2 separate regions of the Homo sapiens genome follow, and region 1 is linked to region 2. A link is an interaction called in ENCODE POLR2A ChIA-PET data of the cell type or tissue named here. Cell type or tissue: PC-3. All regions are shown on one strand. Each heading gives the region's core, and the rest is flanking DNA. Links, peaks and the distances in the headings are about the cores only. Region 1 overlaps PRMT5-DT (PRMT5 divergent transcript). Region 2 has its middle 39 kb from the start of OR6J1.

The links. ChIA-PET counts read pairs that join two places held together with the same protein. Peaks named below come from ENCODE experiments on the same cell type or tissue, not always from the same donor. Only the 100,000 strongest peaks of a DNase experiment are listed, where the experiment ranks them.
Region 1: POLR2A ChIA-PET joins it to region 2 with 5 read pairs; 2 of 35 experiments call an interaction of 5 or more read pairs at or near these places.

What each region holds. Positions count from the first base shown.
Region 1 is chr14:22,934,894-22,945,031 of GRCh38, forward strand. All of the region lies in intron 2 of PRMT5-DT (PRMT5 divergent transcript), which reads left to right. Among named protein-coding and RNA genes, the nearest start is that of TRR-ACG1-3, 10 kb to the left of the region's middle. In PC-3, for the core only: CTCF peaks have their summits at 6,182 (motif pointing right) and 6,382; a DNase peak (open chromatin) is centred at 5,018.
Region 2 is chr14:22,678,132-22,688,269 of GRCh38, forward strand. No RefSeq gene overlaps it. Among named protein-coding and RNA genes, the nearest start is that of OR6J1, 39 kb to the left of the region's middle. In PC-3, for the core only: no CTCF peak of the experiment used is centred there; no DNase peak of the experiment used is centred there; H3K27me3 peaks cover 1,452 bases.

The DNA.
Region 1 (10,138 bases), core at 1,531-9,530, 260 kb after region 2:
CTTGAGCCCAGGAGCTCGAGGTCAGCCTGGGCAACACGATGAGACCTTTTCTTAAAAAAAAAAAAAAAAGATACAAGAATATCTAGTCTCATCACTGAGTTATTTAGTATTATTCTGAAAAATCCAATATAATAAGATTGGAAATAGAAAAAAAGGGGTTACAACTTTTAGGAAGGGAGAGGTAAATTTATCATTATTTGTAGATAATATGATTGTACACATAGAAAATGCGTAAGAATCCATTTTAAAATGATGAGAATTAATACTAGAATGCAGAGAAGTAACTTGATGTAAGATAAGTATAAAATAAATCTGTAGCTTCTCATATACTAAGATTAACCAGTTAGAAGACATTATTGATTTTTAAAAATCCCAATAATATGATAGTTAAGAGTATGGCCTGCTAAACCAGATAGCAAGACGTTAAAGCCCTGTTCATTCATTTACTAGGACTGTGAACCTAACCCTTCTGGCCTCAGTTTTCTCATCCACAAAATGGGAATGTAAATAATAGCTCTTATAAAGTCATTATGAATATTAAATTAGTTAACATAGTAAAGCATTTAGAAGCTACCCTGCACATAGTAAACCTTCAATACATATTGGCTATTGTGATTATTATTTTCCCCATTCACAGTGGTAACAGTAACACTACTATAAAATATTTATCTTTACTGAAAAATGTGAGAAACTGACATAAAGAAAATTATAGGCTGGTTACAGTGGCTTATGCTTGTAATCCCAACACTTTGGGAGGCCGAGGCAGGAGGATTGCTTGAGCCTAGGAGTTCAAGGCCAGCCTAGGCAACATAACAATACCCCATCTCTACAAAAAAATTTTAAAAATTAGCTGGGCGTCAGCCTGGCCAACATGGTGAAACCCCGTCTCTACTGAAAATACAAAAATTAGCTGGGTGTGGTGGCACATGCCTGTAATCCCAGCTACTCGGGAGGCTGAGGCGAGAGAATCCCTTGAACCTTGGAGGCAGAGATTACCGTGAGCCGAGATTGTGCCGCTGCACTCCAGTCTGGGCGACAGAGTGAGACCCTGTCTCAAAAAAAAAATTAGCAGCCGGGCACGGTGGCTTGTAATCCCAGCACTTTGGGAGGCCGAGGCAGGTGGATCACCTGAGGTGAGGAGTTCGAGACCAGCCTGGCCGACATGGTGAAAGCCTATCTCTACTGAAAATACAAAAATTAGCTGGGCGTGGTGGCAGGCACTTATAATCCCAGCTACTCAGGAGGCTGAGGCAGGATAATTGCTTGAAGCTGGTAGGCGGAGGTTGCAGTGGGCCAAGATCGGGCCATTGTTCTCCAGCCTGGGCAACAAGAGCAAAACTCCATCTCAAAAAAAAAAAAAATGACCTGGGCATTGTGGCACACACCTGTAGTCCCAGCTACCCAAGAGGCTGAGGTGGGAGGACTGCTTGAGCCCAGGAAGTTGAGTCTGCAGTGAGCTGTGATCAAACCACTGCACTCCAGCCTGAGTGACAGAGCAAGACCCTATCAAAAAGGAAAAAAAAAAAATTGCTGCAAGATAAAATAGAAGACTAAAAAAAAAATGGAGAAACAAGCCATAATCTTAGAAAATAATGAATCTTATAAAGATGTAAATTCTTACCAAATTAATTTCTCAAGTTCTCACTTTTACAACATTCAATTACGATTCTTTTTTTTTGTTTTTTGAGACGGAGTCTCGCTCTGTCACCCAGGCTGGAGTGCAGTGGCACGATCTCAGCTCACTGCAAGCTCCGCCTCCCAGGTTCATGCCATTCTCCTGCCTCAGCCTTCCAAGTAGCTGGGACTACAGGCGCCCGCCACCACGCCCGGCTAATTTTTTGTATTTTTAGTAGAGATGGGGTTTCACCGTGTTAGCCACGGTGGTCTCAATCTCCTGACCTCGTGATCCACCCGCCTCGGCCTCCCAAAGTGGGGGGATTACAGGCGTGAGCCACTGCGCCCGGCCCATTCAATCACAATTCTAATGGAATCTTTTGTTACTTGATAAAATAATTCTACTGTTAATCTGCAATAAAAATCAGACAAGAAAAGCAAGGAAAACTCAAAAAGAGAGGAGAAAGAGGCCAGGGAGTGGTGGATTTTTTTTTTTTTTTTTTTTTTTTTTTTTTTTGAGACACCTCTGCCTCTCAGGCTCAAGTGATTCTCCTGCTTCAGCCTCCCAAGCAGCTGGGATTACAGGCGCACGCCACTACTGCCCGGCTAATTTTTGTATTTTCAGTAGAGACGGGGTTTCACCATGTTGGCCAGGTTGGTCTTGAACTCCAGACCTCAAATGATCCACCCACCTCAGCCTCCCAAAGTGCTGGGATTACAGGCGTGAGCCACCACACCCGGCCTCAATGAAATCTTCAGCAGCCATTAAAATCAGTGTTGTCAAAGAAAATGTAGTAACATGGAGAAAGTCTTATGACATGCCATTAAGAGACACACATTACAAATTTTACACACAGAATGACCTCAACTATGTGGAAAAATTGTATTTTCCAAATGTTCTGTATAAGCGTGTTTATATTACACGTAAAATATTTTTTAAAATACATATAAAACCTGTTACCTTGGCCGGGCACGGTGGCTCACGCCTGTAATCCCACCACTTTGGCAGGCTGAGGCAGGCAGATCACCTGAGGTCAGGAGTTCAAGACCAGCTTGGCCATGGTGAAACCCCGTCTCTACTAAAAATACAAAAAATTAGCCAGGCATGGTGGTGTGTGCCTGTAATCACAGCTACTTGGGAGGCTGATGCAGGAGAATCACTTGAACCCGGGAGGCGGAGGTTGCAGTGAGCCGAGATCGCGCTATTGCACTCCAGCCTGGGCAACGAGTGAAACTCTGTCTCAAAAAAATAAAATAAAAATAAATAAACCTGTTACCTCTCCCTGATCTTTGTGCTTATGTCCTTTCTTTTGAAGGTCTAGCCAAGGCCTCCCTCCTTCTCTATAGGCTTGTGTAGCTATCCAGTCTTCAGCAATCATTCTTGCCTCATAACATGATAGTCCTAGCCAGGCTAATATTTATTTATTTATTTATTTTTGTGAGATGGAGTCTCACTCTGTCACCCAGGCTGGAGTGCAGTGGCACAATCACGTCTCACTGCAAGCTCCACCTCCCGGGTTCAAGCAATTCTCTGCCTCAGCCTCCCAAGTAGCTGGGATTGCAGGTGACCGCCACCATGCCTGGCTAATTTTTGTATTTTTAGTTGAGACGGGATTTCACCATCTTGGCTAGGCTGGTCTTGAACTCCTGACCTCGTGGTCCACCTACCTCGGCCTCCCAAAGTGCTGGGATTATAGGCATGAGCCACCATACCCTGCCCAGGCTAATATTAATTAAGCTCTACCACATGCCAGGCACTTTAAATATATTATCTCAAAAGGCTGGGCGCAGTGGGTCATACCTGTAATCCCAGCACTTTGGGAGGCCAAGGTCAGCAGATCACTTGATGTCAGGAGTTCAAGAACAGCTTGGCCAATATAGTAAAACCCCATCTCTACTAAAAACACAAAAAAATTAGCTGAGCCTGGTGGTGCACTTATAATTGTAGTTACTTGGGAGGCTGAGGCAGGAGAATCGCTTGAACCCAGGAGGCGGAGGTTGCGGTGAGCCAAGATAGCGCCATTGAACTCCAGCCTGGGCAACAAGAGCGAAACTCCTTCTCAAAAAAAAAAAAAAAGAAAAAAAAGGAAACAAATATTTTAAAATTTTCTCAGCCCGTTGCAGTGGCTTACCCTTGTGATCCTAACACTTTTGGGAGGCAGAGGTGGGAGGACTGCTTGAGCCCAGGAGCTCCAGACTAACCTGAGCAACAGAGTGAGACCACGTCTCTGCAAAACAAAACAAAACAAAAACCCAGCATGGTGGCACGTGCCTGTAGTCCTAGCTACTAGGGAGGCTGTGGTGGGAGGATCCTTTGAGCCAAGGAGGTTGAGGCTGCAGCTGCACTCCAGCCTGGTTGACAGAGTAAGACCCTGTCTCCCAGAAAAAGAAAACAAACAAGCAAAAAAACTGGGCAAAGGACATGAACAGACACTTCTCTAAAGAAGACATAGATGTTGCCAACAAATATATGGAAAAAATGTTCAATATTACTAATCATTAGAGAAAGGCAAATCAAAACCGCAATAAGATACCATCTCACACCAGTCAGAATGGCTATTATTAAAAAGTCATGCCGGGCGCAGTGGCTCACACCTGTAATCCCAGCACTTTGGGAGGCCGAGACGGGTGGATCACGAGGTCAGATCGAGACCATCCTGGCTAACACAGTGAAACCCTGCCTCTACTAAAAATACAAAAAATTAGCCGGGCGCAGTGGCGGGTACCTGTAGTCCCAGCTACTCGGGAGGCTGAGGCAGGAGAATGGCGTGAACCCGGTAGGTGGAGCTTGCAGTGAGCAGAGATCGTGCCACTGCACTATAGCCTGGGCGACAGAGCAAAACTCTGTCTCAAAAAAAAAAAAAAATGAAAATTAAAAAGTCATGGCTGGGCTGGGCACGGTGGCTCATGCCTGTAATCTCAGCACTTTGGGAGGCCAAGACGGGTGGATCACCTGAGGTCAGGAGTTCGAGACCAGCCTGACCGACATGGTGAAACCCCGTCTCTACTAAAGATACAAAAAAATTAGCCGGGCGTGGTGGCAGGCGCCTGTAATCCCAGCTACTCGGGAGGCTGAGGCAGGAGAATCGCTTGAACCCAGGGGGTGGAGGTTGCAGTGAGCCGAGATCATGCCGCTGTATTCCAGCCTGGGTGACAGAGCAAGACTCCGTCTCAAAAAAAAAAAAAAAAAAGAAAGAAAGAAAGAAAAATAAATTAATGTGAGAATAGAAAACAAAACACCGCTAGTTCTCACTTATAAGTGAGAGCTAAACATTGAGCACACACGGACATAAAGATGGAAATAGACACTGGGGACTGCTAGAAGGGGAAGGGAGGGAGGTACTATGCTCACTAACTGGGTGACGGGATCATTCATACACTAACCCTCAGTGACACACAGTTTACTCATGTAACAAACTTGCACACGTACCCCCTGAGCCTAAAATGAAAGTTGGAAAAAAAAAAAACTGTAGCATTACTTCTGCTTGTTTTCAGCCTGCTGGCCTGCCCTACAGATTTTAGACTTGCCAGCTCCCATAATCACATGAGCCAATGAGCCAATTCTTTAAAATAAATCATATATAGATCTTTTTTTTTTTTTTTTTTTGAGACACAGTCTGACTCTGTTGCCCAGTCTGGAGTGCAGTGGTGTGATCTCGGCTCACTGCAACCTCTGCCTCTAGGATTCAAGCAATTCTCCTGCCTCAGCCTCCCAAGTAGCTGGGACTATAGGCGCGAGCCACCATGCCCGGCTAATTTTTGTATTTTTAGTAGAGACAGGGTTTCGCCATGTTGGCCAGGATGGTCTCAAACTCCTGACCTCAGGTGATCCACCTGCCTCGGCCTCCCAAAGTGCTGGGATTACAGGCATAAGCTACAGCGCCCAGCCAACCTTACTCTTTAGATAACCCTTTTCTAAATCCTAGGCAGGTCATTTGCTGTTGGTTACACACTATTTAGCCAGGCTTGGTAAATTTAGGACTCTCCAAACTTCAGTTGTTTTTTCCTGAGACCAGAAGTTAGCCACTTTGGCTGGACCTCAGCAACTCAAAAACAAACCATCTTTTAGAGTAAATTATTTCTACACATTGTTTAGTCCATTGTAAATTCACTCGTATTTTTGCTGTCTCAAGGGATAAGGAAGCCTGCTAGTTCCTTTAACAAAACCTAGTCCAGGTCCTTCAAGATGGATCATATGGAGAGATTCTTTTTTTTTTCTTTTCGAAAGAGAGTCTTGCTTTGTCGCCCAGGATGGAGTGTAGTGGCCCCATCTCACCTCGCCTTACTGCAGCCTCCACCTCCCAGGTTCAAGCTATTATAATGCCTCAGCCTCCCAATTACAGGTGCGCACCACCACACCTGGCTAATTTTGTATTTTTCAGTAGAGACCTGGTTTCACCATGTTGGCCAGGCTCGTCTCAAACTCCTCACCTCAAGTGATCCGCCTGCCTCAGCCTCCCCTCCAAAAATTGCCGGGATTACAGGCGTAAGCCACCGCGCCCAGCCAATATGGAGAGATTCTTTATAGGGTGAGGGGCACCCTTCTCCTTTGGAGATGCCAAAGTTGGCCCTTAGGGGGCGCTGGGTCTCCTGTTTGTGGTGGCCGAGGAAGAATGCAGTCACTCCCCAGGACACCTCCATATTCACCTTTCACTGAAAATATTCAGGGAACAGATTTTGTTTATCCAAGAGTCCCAGAGTTGATCCTGTTCCAAGTTCTGAAGGTGATTTCCTTTGCCTCTCATTACAAGGGAAGAATCTATAAGACTTACCAGATGTGGTAAGAGGCAAGTAAAGAGAGGTTCGACTGTGAAAGAACGAAGGGAGGCAGTAAATGCAAATCTTTTCTAAGCAGTGTGAGGGAAAGAGAGCAGCTAAGGTCCAAGATGCTAACCCTCAACTGTCACTTTCTTTTTTTTTGAGAAGGAGTCTCGCTCTGTTGCCAGGCCTGGAGTGCAGTGGCGCGATCTCGGCTCACTGCAACCTCTGCCTCCCAGATTCAAGTGATTCTCCTGCCTCAGCCTCCCGAGTAGCTGGGACTACAGGTGTGCACCACCACGCCTGGCTAATTTTTGTATTTTTAGTAGAGACGAGGTTTTGCCATGTTGGCCAGGATGGTCCCAATCTCTTGACCTCGTGATCCACCTGCCTCAGCCTCCCAAAGTGCTGGGATTACAGGCGTGAGCCATGGCGCCCGGCCCCTCAGCTGTCACTTTCATGCAGACCCTTCTACTTGTCCTCCAAAGCTCCTTCCCATATTTGCCACAATAGAGAGCAGCATGTATGAAGGGCACCTCCAACAAGTCTTCCACCTCCAGTCAATGTGCAGAATGAATGCACCAAGAGAAACAGCTGTAGTGCTCCCTCAGGCCGCAGTGGACATGATTTTTGTTCCTTTTCCCCTACGAAGGAACTGTTTTGAAAGTTTTTTTTTCCACCAGACTACATTCATAAGCTCAATCAGTAGTTTATTTTTTTCTGGTCGGGCGCAGTGGCTCATGCCTGTAATCCCAGCACTTTGAGAGGCCGAGGACAGGCGTGTCACCTGAAGTCAGGAGTTCGAAACCAGCCTGGCCAACGTGGCAATACCCTGTCTCTACTAAAAATACAAAAATTAGCTGTATGTGGTGGCACGCGCCTGTAATCCCAGTTACTCGGGAGGCTGAGGCAAGAGAATCGCTTGAACCTGGGAGGCGGAGGTTGCAGTGAGCCGAGAACATGCCACTGCTCCCAGCCTGGGCAAGAGTCAGACTCTGTCTCCAAAAAAAAAAAAAAAGTTTATTTTTCCCATAAAATAACTAATATACTGATTTACTGTAATACCAGCAGAAAGCAAAGGCACCTGAGCAAGATATATGTGCAATGACATCCAATGAAGCATTTTTGTAACAGGGCAAGAGGGAAACAACCTTAATATCGTGAAGGGAAGGGTTAAATGATAATACAGCCATACTCTAATAATAATATTAGCCACATTTTTAAAACTTTTTCTTTATTGATTTGATTTTTAGAGACAAAGGTCTTGCTCTGTCACCTGGGCTGGAGTACCTTGGCACAATCATAGTTCACTGCAGCCTCTAACTACTAGGCTCAGCCTCCTGAGTAGCTAGGGCTATCAGAGCACCACCATGCCCAGCTAATATTAGCTAATATTTATGTACATATGGTTGCATATTTATAGAAACAGATCTGACACACAGTGATCTACACACCAAATCACTCTGGTTACTCTGGGGAGGTAGATTGGAGTAACAGGGTATTTGTGTGGGGGGTGTCTGAGGGTGCATGGTTCAATCTTTTACTTTTTACTGTATATAATTCTGTTCTGAGTATTTTTACAAAGCATGTGCTCTAGTTGTTTTTGTTTGTTTGTTTGTTTTTTAAGATGGAGTTTCGCTCTTGTTGCGCAGGCTGGAGTGCAATGGCGCGATCTCGGCTCACCGCAACTTCTGCCTCCTGGGTTCAAGCGATTCTCCTGCCTCAGCCTCCCTAGTAGCTGGGATTACAGGCATGTGCCACCACACCCGGCTAATTTTGTATTTTCAGTAGAGACGGGGTTTCTCCATGTTGCTCAGGCTGGTCTCAAACTCCCAACCTCAGGTGATCCACCCACCTCGGCCTCCCAAAGTGCTGGGATTACAGGCGTGAGCCACCACGCCCAGCCTGCATGTGCTCTAGTTTTAAGCCAATGAAGTTTTTTAAAAAATAGTTTGGGCCGGGCGCAGTGGCTCACACCTGTAATCCCACCACTTTGGTAGGCTGAGGCGGGCGGATCACGAGGTCAGGCGATCGAGACCATCCTGGCTAACACGGTGAAACCCCGTCTCTACTAAAAATACAAAAAATTAGCCGGGCGTGGTGGTGGGCGCCTATAGTCCCAGCTACTTGGGAGATTGAGACAGGAGAAGGGCATGAACCCAGGAGGCGGAGGTTGCAGTGAACTGAGATCGGGCCACTGCCCTCCAGCCCAGGTGACAGAGCAAGACTCCGTCTCAAAAAAAAAAAAAAAAAAAAAGTTTGTGCAGGGCCGGGCGCGGTGGTGGCTCACGCCTGTTATCCTAGCACTTTGGGAGGCTGAGGCAGGTGGATCACCTGAAGTCGGGAGTTCGAGACCAGCCTGACCAACATGGAGAAACCTCATCTCTAATAAAAATACAAAATTAGCTGGGCGTGGTGGCGCATGCTGTAATCCTAGCTACTTGGGAGGCTGAGGCAGGAGAATCACTTGAACCTAGGAGGCAGAGATTGCAATAAACCAAGATTGCGCCATTGCACGATCCAGCCTGGGCAACAAGAGCGAAACTCCATCTCAAAAAAAAAAAAAAAAAAAAGTGTGTGGAGAACTGTCGCAAGCAAATGTTCCATTTTCTTTTCTTTTTTTTTTTTTTGAGACAGAGTCTCACTCTGTAGCCCAAGCTAGAGTGAAGTGGCACGATCTTGGCTCACTGCAACCTCCGCCTCCCGGGGCTCAAGCAATTCTCGTGCCTCAGCCTCCTGAGTAGCTGGGACTACAGGCACGCATCACCACACCCAGCTAATTTTTTTATTTTAGTAGAGATGGGGTTTCACCATGTTGCCCAGGGTGGTCTCTAACTCCCGAGCTCAGGCAATCTGCCCACCTCCGCCTCCCAAAATGCTGGGATTACAGGCATGAGCCACTGTGCCCAGCCCATTTTCTTTAGGCTTTTTAAGAATACAAGAAATAGCTCACTCTCCATCCCCATGCCATTTAGAGAGCCAGGGTGAGGACCACTGCCTTGGAAGCCATTTCTCAGGCAGTCGAAATTGAAATGTTTCTCAAACCCCAGCTCTCCAGATTCTCGATTGAAGCTATAGGATATTTGTTTCAAATTTTGTTCACTTGAAATGAAAGCTCTCCTTGGTACATGATTTGCCCATTCTTAACTCTGTGCCTTCCCATAGTGCTTCTTTCCTTTTCTCTGTCTTCGCTGCTTTTTCCATAACTCTATTCCTTTTTCTTTTTTTTGAGACAGAATCTTGCTGTCACTCAGGCTGTAATACAGTGACATGATCATAGCTCACTGTAACCTCAACCTCCCAGACTCAAGCAGTCCTCCCACCTTAGCCTCCTGAGTAGCTGGAAATGTAGGCACATGCCACTATGCACAGCTAATTAAAAAAAATTTTTTTGGCCAGGTGCAGTGGCTCATGCCTGTAATCCCAGCACTTTGGGAGGCCGAGGCGGGCGGATCACAAGGTCAGGAGTTCGAGACCAGCAAGGCCAATATGGTGAAACCCTGTCTCTACTAAAAATACAAAAATTAGCCAGGCGTGGTGGTGGGTGCCTGTAGTCCCAACTACTCAGGAGACTGAGGCAGGAGAATCACTTGAACCCAGGAGGCAGAGATTGCAGTGAGCCGAGATTGCGCCACTGCACTCCAGCCTGGGCGACAGAGCGAGACTCCGTCTCAAAAAAAAAAAAAAAAAAAAAAAAAAAAAAGAGAAAAAAAAGTTGAGTCAAAGACATTAATTGTCTTGTAAATAAATCCACACCATCACCCCA
Region 2 (10,138 bases), core at 801-8,800:
GTTCTTATTTGGCCATCTTGGAACCTTCCCCCACATTTTTCAACTCCAGAATTTCTGTTTGATTCTTTTTAACTATTTCAATCTCTTTGTTAAATTTATCTGATAGAATTCTGAATTCTTTCTCTGTATTACCTTGAATTTCTTTGCGTTTCCTCAAAACAGCTATTTTGGATTCTCTGTCTGAAAGGTCACTGATGTGGTTTGGCTCTGTGTCCCCACCCAGATTTCATTTCAAATTGTAATCCCCATGTGTTGAGGGTGGGACCTAGTGGGAGTTGGTTGGATCATGGGGGCAGTTTCCCTCATGCTGTTCTTGTGATAGTGAGTGAGTTCTCATGAGATCTGATGGTTTAAAAGTGTTTTGCAGTCCCACCAACTCTTGCTGCCATGTAAGACGCCTTGCTTCCCTTTCACCTCCTACCATAATTGTAAGTTTCCTAAGTCTGTTGCAGGGGTAGAGCCCTCATGAAGAACTTTTACTAGGGCCATGCAGAGGGGAAATGTGGGGTTGGAGCCCCCACACAGAGTCCCTACTGGGGCACTGCCTAGTGAACCTGTGAGCTCTTCTCTGTCCTCCAAACCCCAGAATAGTAGATCCACCCATAGCTTGCACTGTGCACCTGGAAAAGCCACAGGCACCAATGCCAGCCGATGAAAGCATCTGCAGGGGCTGCACCCTGCAAAGCCAAAGAGGCTGAGCTGTCCAGGGCCTTGGGAGCCCACCTCTTGTGTCATTGTATCCTGGATGTGAGATATGGAGTCAAAGGAGATTATTTTGGATCTTTAAAATTTAGTGGCTGCCCTGATGGGTGTCAAACTTGCAGGGGTCCTGTGGTACCTTTGTTTTGGCCAATTTTTTCCATTTAGAATGGGAACACTTACACAATACCTGTATCCCCAGTGTATCTTGGAAGTAACTAACTTGTTTTTTATTTTACAGGCTTATAGGTGGAAGGAACTTGCCTTGTCTCAGATGAGACTTTGGACTTGGACATTTGAGTTAATGCTGGAATGAATTAAGACATTGAGGGATTGTTGGGAAGGCATGGTTGGCTTTGAAATGTGAGAAGAATATAAAATTTGGGAGGGGCCAGGGGCATAATGATATGGTTTGGCTCTGTGTCCCCACCCAAATCTCATCTTAAATTATAATCCCCCTGTGTTGAGATAAGTACCTGGTGGGAGGTGATTGGATCATGGGTTGTGGTTTCACCCATGCTGTTCTCATGATAGTGAGTGAGTTCCCATGAGATCTGATGGTTTAAATGTGTTTGTCATTACCCCAGCCCCCACTGCCATGTAAGATGTGTTTTGCTTCTCTTTCACCTTCTGCCATGATTTTAAGTTTCCGGAGGCCTACCCAGCCATGCAAAAGTGGGTCAATTAAGCCTCTGTCCTTTATAAATAATCCAGTATCAGGTAGTTCTTTATAGCAGTGTGGAAATGGACTGATACAGTCATACATCTCTGTTTCTCCAGGATTTATCCCTGGTGCATTATTTAGTTCATTTTATGAGGTCATGTTTTCCTGGATCATCTTCATACTTGTAGAAGTTTGTCTATGTCTGGGCATTGAAGAGTTAGGTATTTATTGCAGTTGTCACTGTCTGGCCTTGTTTGTGCCTGCCCGTTTGGGAAGGCTTTCCAGATATTCAAAAGAACTTTGGTGTTCCTGAAGGAAGCACTAAACATGGAAAGGAACAACCAGTACCAGCCACTGCAAAAACATGTCAAATTGTAAAGATCTTTGAGGCTAGGAAGAAACTGCATCAACTAACGAGCAAAATAACCAGCTAACATCATAATGACAGGATCAAATTCACACATAACAATATTAATCTTAAATGTAAATGGGCTAAATGCTCCGATTAAAAGACACAGACTGGTGAATTGGATAAAGAGTCAAGACCCACCAGTGTGCCGTATTCAGGAGACCCAACTCATGTGCAGAGACACACATAGGCTCAAAATAAAGGGATGGAGGAATATTTACCAAGCAAATGGAAAACAAAAAAGCAGGGGTTGCAATCCTAGTCTCTGATAAAAGAGACTTTAAACCAACAAAGATCAAAAGAGACAAAGAAAGCCATTACATAGTGGTAAAGGGATCAGTGCAACAAGAAGAGCTAACTATCCTAAATATACATGCACCCAATACAAGAGCATCCAGATTCATAAAGCAAGTCCTTAGAGACCTACAAAGAGACTTAGACTCCCACACAATAATAATGGGAGACTTTAACACACCACTGTCAACATTAGACAGATCAATGAGACAGAAAGTTAACAAGGATATCCAGGAATTGAACTCAGCTCTGCACCAAGCAGACCTAATAGATATCTACAGAACTCTCCACCCCAAATCAACAGAATATACCTTCTTCTCAGCACCACATCACACTTATTCCAAAGTTGACCACATAGTTGGAAGTAAAGCACTCCTCAGCAAATGTAAAAGAATAGAAATTATAACAAACTGTCTCTCAGACCACAGTGCAATCAAACTAGAACTCAGGATTAAGAAACTCACTCAAAACTGCTCAACTACATGGAAACTGAACAACCTGCTGCTGAATGACTACTGGGTACATAACGAAATGAAGGCAGAAATAAAGATGTTCTTTGAAACCAATGAGAACAAAGACACAACATACCAGAATCTCTGGGACACATTTAAAGCAGTGTGTAGGGGGAAATTTATAGCACTAAATGCCCACAAGAGAAAGCAGGAAAGATCTAAAATTGACACCCTAACATCACAATTAAAAGAACTAGAGAAGCAAGAGCAAACACATTCAAAAGCTAGCAGAAGGCAAGAAATAACTAAGATCAGAGCAGAACTGAAGGAGAGAGAGACACAAAAAACCCTTCAAAAAATCAATGAATCCAGGAGCTGGTTTTTTGAAAAGATCAACAAAATTGATAGACTGCTAGCAAGACTAATAAAGAAGAAAAGAGAGAAGAATCAAATAGATGCAATAAAAAATGATAAAGGGGATATCACCACCGATCCCACAGAAATAAAAACTACCATCAGAGAATACTATAAACACCTCGACACAAATAAACTAGAAAATCTAGAAGAAACGGATAAATTCCTGGACACATACACCCTCCCAAGACTAACCCAGGAAGAAGTTGAATCTCTGATAGACCAATAACAGGTTCTGAAATTGAGGCAATAGTTAATAGCCTACCAACCAAAAAAAGTCCAGGACCAGATAGATTCACAGCCGAATTCTACTGGAGCTGGTACCATTCCTTCTGAAACTATTCCAATCAATGGAAAAAGAGGGAATCCTCCCTAATTCATTTTATGAGGCCAACATGATCCTGATACCAAAGCCTGGCAGAGACACAACGAAAAAAGGATTTTAGACTAATGTCCCTGATGAACATCGATGCAAAAATCCTCAATAAAATCCTGGCAAATCAAATCCAGCAGCACATCAAAAAGCTTATCCATCATGATCAAGTTGGCTTCATCCCTGGGATGCAATGCTGGTTCAACATACACAAATCAATAAATATAATCCAGCTTATAAACAGAACCAAAGACAAAAACCACTTGATTATCTCAATAGATGCGGAAAAGGCCTTTGACAAAATTCAACAGCCCTTCATGCTAAAAACTCTCAATAAATTAGGTATTGATGGGATGTATCTCAAAATAATAAGACCTATTTATGACAAACCCACAGCCAATATCATACTGAATGGGCAAAAACTGGAAGCATTCCCTTTGAAAACTGGCACAAGACAGGGATGCCCTCTCTCACCACTCCTATTCAACATAGTGTTGGAAGTTCTGGCCGGGGCAATCAGGCAAGAGAAAGAAATAAAGGGTATTCAGTTAGGAAAAGAGGAAGTCAAATTGTCCCTGTTTGCAGATGACATGATTGTATATTTAGAAAACCCCATTGTCTCAGCCCAAAATCTCCTTAAGCTGATAAGCAACTTCAGCAAAGTCTCAGGATACAAAATCAATGTACAAAAATCACAAGCATTCTTATACACCAACAACAGACAAACAGAGAGCCAAATCATGAGTGAACTCACATTCACAATTGCTTCAAAGAGAATAAAATACCTAGGAATCCAACTTACAAGGCATGTGAAGGACCTCTTCAAGGAGAACTACAAACCACTGCTCAATGAAATAAAAGAGGACACAAACAAATGGAAGAACATTCCATGCTCATGGGTAGGAAGAATCAATATCGTGAAAATGGCCATACTGCTCAAGGTAATTTGTAGATTCAATGCCATCCCCATCAAGCTACCAATGACTTTCTTCACGGAATTGGAAAAAGCTACTTTAAAGTTCATATGGAACCAAAAAAGAGCCCACATTGCCAAGTCATTCCTAAGCCAAAAGAACAAAGCTGGAGGCATCATGCTACCTGACTTCAAACTATACTACAAGGCTACAGTAAGCAAAACAGCATGGTACTGGTACCAAAACAGAGATATAGACCAATGGAACAGAATAGAGCCCCCGGAAATAATACCACACATCTACAACCATCTGATCTTTGACAAACCTGACAAAAACAAGAAATGGGGAAAGAATTCCCTATTTAACAAATGGTGCTGGGAAAACTGGCTAGCCATATGTAGAAAGCTGAAACTGGATCCCTTCCTTACATCTTCTACAAAAATTAATTCAAGATGGATTAAAGACTTAAATGTTAGATCTAAAACCATAAAAACCCTAGAAGAAAACCTAGGCAATACCATTCAGGCCACAGGCATGGGCAAGGACTTCATGACTAAAACACCAAAAGCAATGGCAAAAAAAGCCAAAATTGACAAATTAGATCTAATTAAATTAAAGAGCTTCTGCACAGCAAAATAAACTACCATCAGAGTGAACAGGCAACCTACAGAATGGGAGAAAATTTTTGCAAACTACTTATCTGACAAAGGGCTGATATCCAGAATCTACGGAGAACTTAATCAAATTTACAAGAAAAAAATCAAACAACCTCATCAAAAAGTGGGCAAAGGATATGAACAGACACTTCTCAAAAGAAGACATTCATGCAGCCAACAGACACATGAAAATTAAATGCTCATCATCACTGGCCATCAGAGAAATGCAAATCAAAACCACAGTGAGATACCATCTCACACCAGTTAGAATGGCAATCACTAAAAAGTCAGGAAACAACAGGTGCTGGAGAGGATGTGGAGAAATAGGAATGCTTTTACACTGTTGGTGGGAGTGTAAACTAGTTCAACAATTGTGGAAGACAGTGTGGCGATTCCTCAGCAATCTAGAACTAGAAATACCATTTGACCCAGCTATCCCATTACTGGGTATACACCCAAAGGATTATAAATCATGCTGCTATAAAGGCACATGCACACGTATGTGTGCACTATTCACAATAGCAAAGACTTGGAACCAACCCAAATGTCCATCAATGATAGATTAGATTAAGAAAATGTGGCACATATGCACTATGCAGCCATAAAAAAGGATGAGTTCATGTCATTTTTAGGGACGTTGATGAAGCTGGAAACCATCATTCTCAGCAAACTATCACAAGGACAGAAAACCAAACACCGCATGTTCTCACTCATACATGGGAATTGAACAATAAGAACACTTGGACACAGGGTAGGGAACATCACACACTGGGGCCTGTCATGGGGTAGGGGGAGGGAGGAGGGATAACATTAGGAGATATACCTAATGTAAATGATGAGTTAACAGGTGCAGCACATGAACATGGCACATATATACATATGTAACAAACCTGCACGTTGTGCACATGTACCCTAGAACTTAACGTATAATAATTAAAAAAAAAGAAAAATGCAATTGGCATACTGAAGAATGCTTCTGTGTCTTTTAATAGCAGAATTATCAGGCAGAAGACAGAATTACTGAGCTTGAAGATAAGCTATTATAATATTTGAAAATACACAGTCAGAGGAGACAAAAGAAAAAAGAATAAAAAACGATGAAGCAGGCTGGGCATGGTGGCTCATGCCTGTAATCCCAGCACTTTGGGAGACTGAGGCGGGCAGATCACTTGAGGTTGGGATTTCAAGACCAGCCTGACCAACATGGAGAAACCCCATCTTTACTAAAAATAAAAATTAGCCAGGTGTGGTGCACATGCCTGTAATCCCAGCTACTGGGGAGGCTGAGGCAAGAGAATTACTTGAACCAAAGAGGCAGAGGTTGCAGTGAGCCAAGATCATGCCATTGCACTCCAGCCTGGGCAACAAGAGCGAAACTCCATCTCAAAAAGAAAAAAAAAAGATGAAGCACACCTACAGGATCTAGAAAATAGCCTCAAATCTCAGAGTTATTGGCCCCAAAGAAGAGGTAGAGAAAGAGATGGGGTAGAAAGTTTATTCAAAGGGATAATAACAGAGAACTTCCCAAACCTAGAGAAAGCTATCAATATCCAAGTACAAGAAGGTTATAGAACACCAAACAGATTTAGCCCAAAGAAGACTACCTCCAGGCATTTAATAATCAAATTGCCAAAGGTCAAGGACAAAGAAAGAGTCCTAAAAGGAGCAAGATAAAACAAACAAATAACATACAACAGAGCTCCAATATATCTGACAGCAGACTTCTCAGTGGAAACTTCACAGGTCAGGAGAGAGTGGCATGGCATATTTAAAGTGCAGAAGGAAAAAAATTTTTACCCTAGAATAGTATATCTGGCAAAAAATATCCTTCAAATATGAAGAAGAAATAAAGACTTTCCCCGACAAACAAAAGCTGAGGGATTTCATCAACATCAGACCTGTCTTACAAGAAATGCTAAGGGGAATATTTCAATCAGAAAGAAAATGATGTTAATAAGCAATCATCTGAAGGTACAAAACTCATTAGTAATAGTAAGTACACAGAATATTATAACTCTGTAATTGTGATGTTTAAACTACTCACATCTTAAGTAGAAAGATCTTAAGTAGAAAGATGTGAGTAGTTTAGTATTAGTAGTATTTTATGTGAAAAGATGAACTGAACAAAAAGTAATAACTTCAAGACATAGTACAAATAAGGTATGAATTAATAGTAACAACAAAAAGTTAAAACATGGGGGGACAAAGTTAAGGCATAGAGTCTTTATTAATTTTATTTTTGCTTGTTTGCTCATTTGTTAATGCAAACATTGTTAAGTTGTTATCAGCTTAAAATAATGGCTTATAAGATAGTATTTGCAAGCCCTATGGTAATCTCAAAACAAAAACCATATAACAGATACACAAAAAGAAAAAGCATGAAACTAAATTATATCACCAGAGAAAACCACCTTCACCAAAAGGAAGATAGAAAGAAAAGAAAGAAGAAAGAGAAGACCAGAAAACAAATAATAAAATGGCAAGAATAAGTCCTTATCCCCCATAATAACATTGAAGATGTTTTTCCTTTGCCGCATCTACTGAGAGAATGAAGATCATTCTCAGCAATCAGACTGTCAACATTCCAGAAAATGTTGGCATTACTCTGAAGGGATGCACAGTTACTGTGAAGGGCCCAAAGGAACCCTGAGGTGTGACTTAATCACATCAATGCAGAGCTCAGTCTTCTTGGGAAAAAAAAAAAAAAAGAGAGAGATTTACTGGCAAGATAGCCGAATAGGAACAGCTCCGGTCTGCAGCTGCCAGAGAGACTGATGCAGAAGGTGGGGGATTTCTGCATTTCCAACTTAGGTACCCGGTTCATCTCACTGGGACTGGTTGGACAGTGGGTGCAGCCCATGGAGGGCAAGCTGAAGCAGGGTGGGGAGCCATCTCACCTGGGAAGCACAACGGGTCAGGGAATTTTCTGCCCCACCCAAAGGAAGCCATGAGGCACTGAGCCTGAGGAACTCTGGTACAGACACTGTGCTTGTCCCATGGTTTTTGCAACCCGCAAACCAGGAGATTCCCTCCGGTGCCTACCCCACCAGGGCCCTGGGTTTCAAGCACAAAACTGGGCAGCCATTTGGGCAGACACCAAACTAGCTGCCGGAGTTCTTTTTTTCCATACCCCAGTGGTGCCTGGAATGCCAGCGAGACAGAGCCATTCACTCCCCTGGAAAGGGGTGCTGAAGCCAGGGAGCCAAGTGATCGAGCTTGGTGGGTCCCACCCCCACAGAGCCCAGCAAACTAAGATCCACTAGCTTGAAATTCTCACTGCCAGCACAGCAGCAGTCTGAGATCAACCTGAGACACGAGCTTGGTGGGGGGAGGGGCGTCCACCATTGCTGAGGCTTGAGTAGGTGGTTTTACACTCACAGTATAAAGAAAGCCACTGGGAAGTTCAAACTGGGCGGAGCCCACTGCAGCTCAGCAAGGCTGCTGTGGCCAGACGTCCCTTCTCTGGGCAGGGCATCTCTGAAAAAAAAGGTAGCAGCCCCAGTCAGGGACTTACAGATAAAACCCCCATCTCCCTGGGTCAGAGCACCTGGGAAAACAGGCAGCTGTGGGCACAGCTTCAGCAGACTTAAACGTCTCTGCCTGACAGCTCTGAAGAAAGCAGTGGACCTCCCAGCATAGCATTCAAGCTCTGCTAAGGGACAGACTGCCTCCTCAAGTGGGTCCCCGACCCCCATGTATCCTGACTGGGAGACACCTCCCAGTAGGGGCCAACAGACACCTCATACTGGAGAGTTCTGGCTGGCATCTAGGAGGTGCCCCTCTGGGACGAAGCTTCCAGAGGAAAGACCAGGCAGCAATCTTTGCTGTTCTGCAGCATCCTCTGGTGATACCCAGGGAAACAGGGTTGGGAGTGGACCTCCAGCAAACTCCAACAGACTGGTAGCAAAGGGGCCTGACTGTCAGAAGGAAAACTAACAAACAGGAATAGCACATCCACTCAAAGACCCCATCCAAAGGTCACCAACATCAAAGACCAAAGGTAGATAAATCCACAAAGATGGGGAGAAACAAGAACAAGAAGGTCAAAAATTCCAAAAACCAGAATGCCTCTTCTCCTCCAAAGGATCACAACTCCTCGCCAGCAAGGGAACAAAACTGGATGGAGAATGAGTTTGATGAATTGACAGAAGAAGGCTTCAGAAGGTGGGTAATAACAAACTCCTCCAAGTTAAAGGAGCATGTTCTAACCCAATGCAAGGAAGCTAAGAACCTTGAAAAAAGGTTAGATGAATTACTAACTAGAATAACCAGTGTAGAAAAGAACATAGATGACCTGATGGAGCTGAAAAACACAGCATGAGAACTTTGTGAGGCATACACAAGTTTCAATAGCTGAATCAATCAAGCAGAAGAAAGGATATCAGTGATTGAAGATCGACTTAATGAAATAAAGCTTGAAGACAAGATTAGAGAAAAAGGAAAAAAAGGAATGAACAAAGCCTCCAAGAAATACAGGACTATGTGAAAACCAAATCTGTGTTTGATTGGTGTCCTGAAAGTGATGAGGAGAATGGAACCAAGTTGGAAAACACTCTTCAGGATTATTATCCAGGAGAACTTCCCCAACCTAGCAAGACAGGCCAACATTCAAATTCAGGAAATACAGAGAACACCACAAAGATACTCCTTGAGAAGAGCAACTCCAAGACACATAATTCTCAGATTCACCAAGGTTGAAATGAAGGAAAAAATTTTAAGGGCAGCCAGAGAGAAAGGTCGGGTTATCCACAAAGGGAAGCCCATCAGACTAACAGCAGATCTCTCTGCAGAAACTCTACAAGTCGGAAGAGAGTGGGGTCCAATATTCAACATTCTTAAAGAAAAGAATTTTCAACCCAGAATTTCATATCCAGCCAAACTAAGCTTCATAAGCGAAGGAGAAACACAATCCTTTACAGACAAGCAAATGCTGAGAGATTTTGTCACCACCAGGCCTGCCTTACAAGAGCTCCTGAAGGAAGCACTAAACGTGGAAAGGAGCAACTGGTACCAGCCACTGCAAAAACATACTAGATTGTAAAGAACATTGGCACAATGAAGAAACTGCATCAACTAATGGGCAAAACAACTAGCTAGCCTCATATTGACAGGATCAAATTCACACACAACAATTTTAACCTTAAACGTAAATGGGCTAAATGCGCCAATTAAAAGACACAGACTGGCAAATTGGATAAAGAGTCAAGACCCATTAGTGTGCTGTATTCAGGAGACCCATCTCATGTGCAAAGATACACATAGG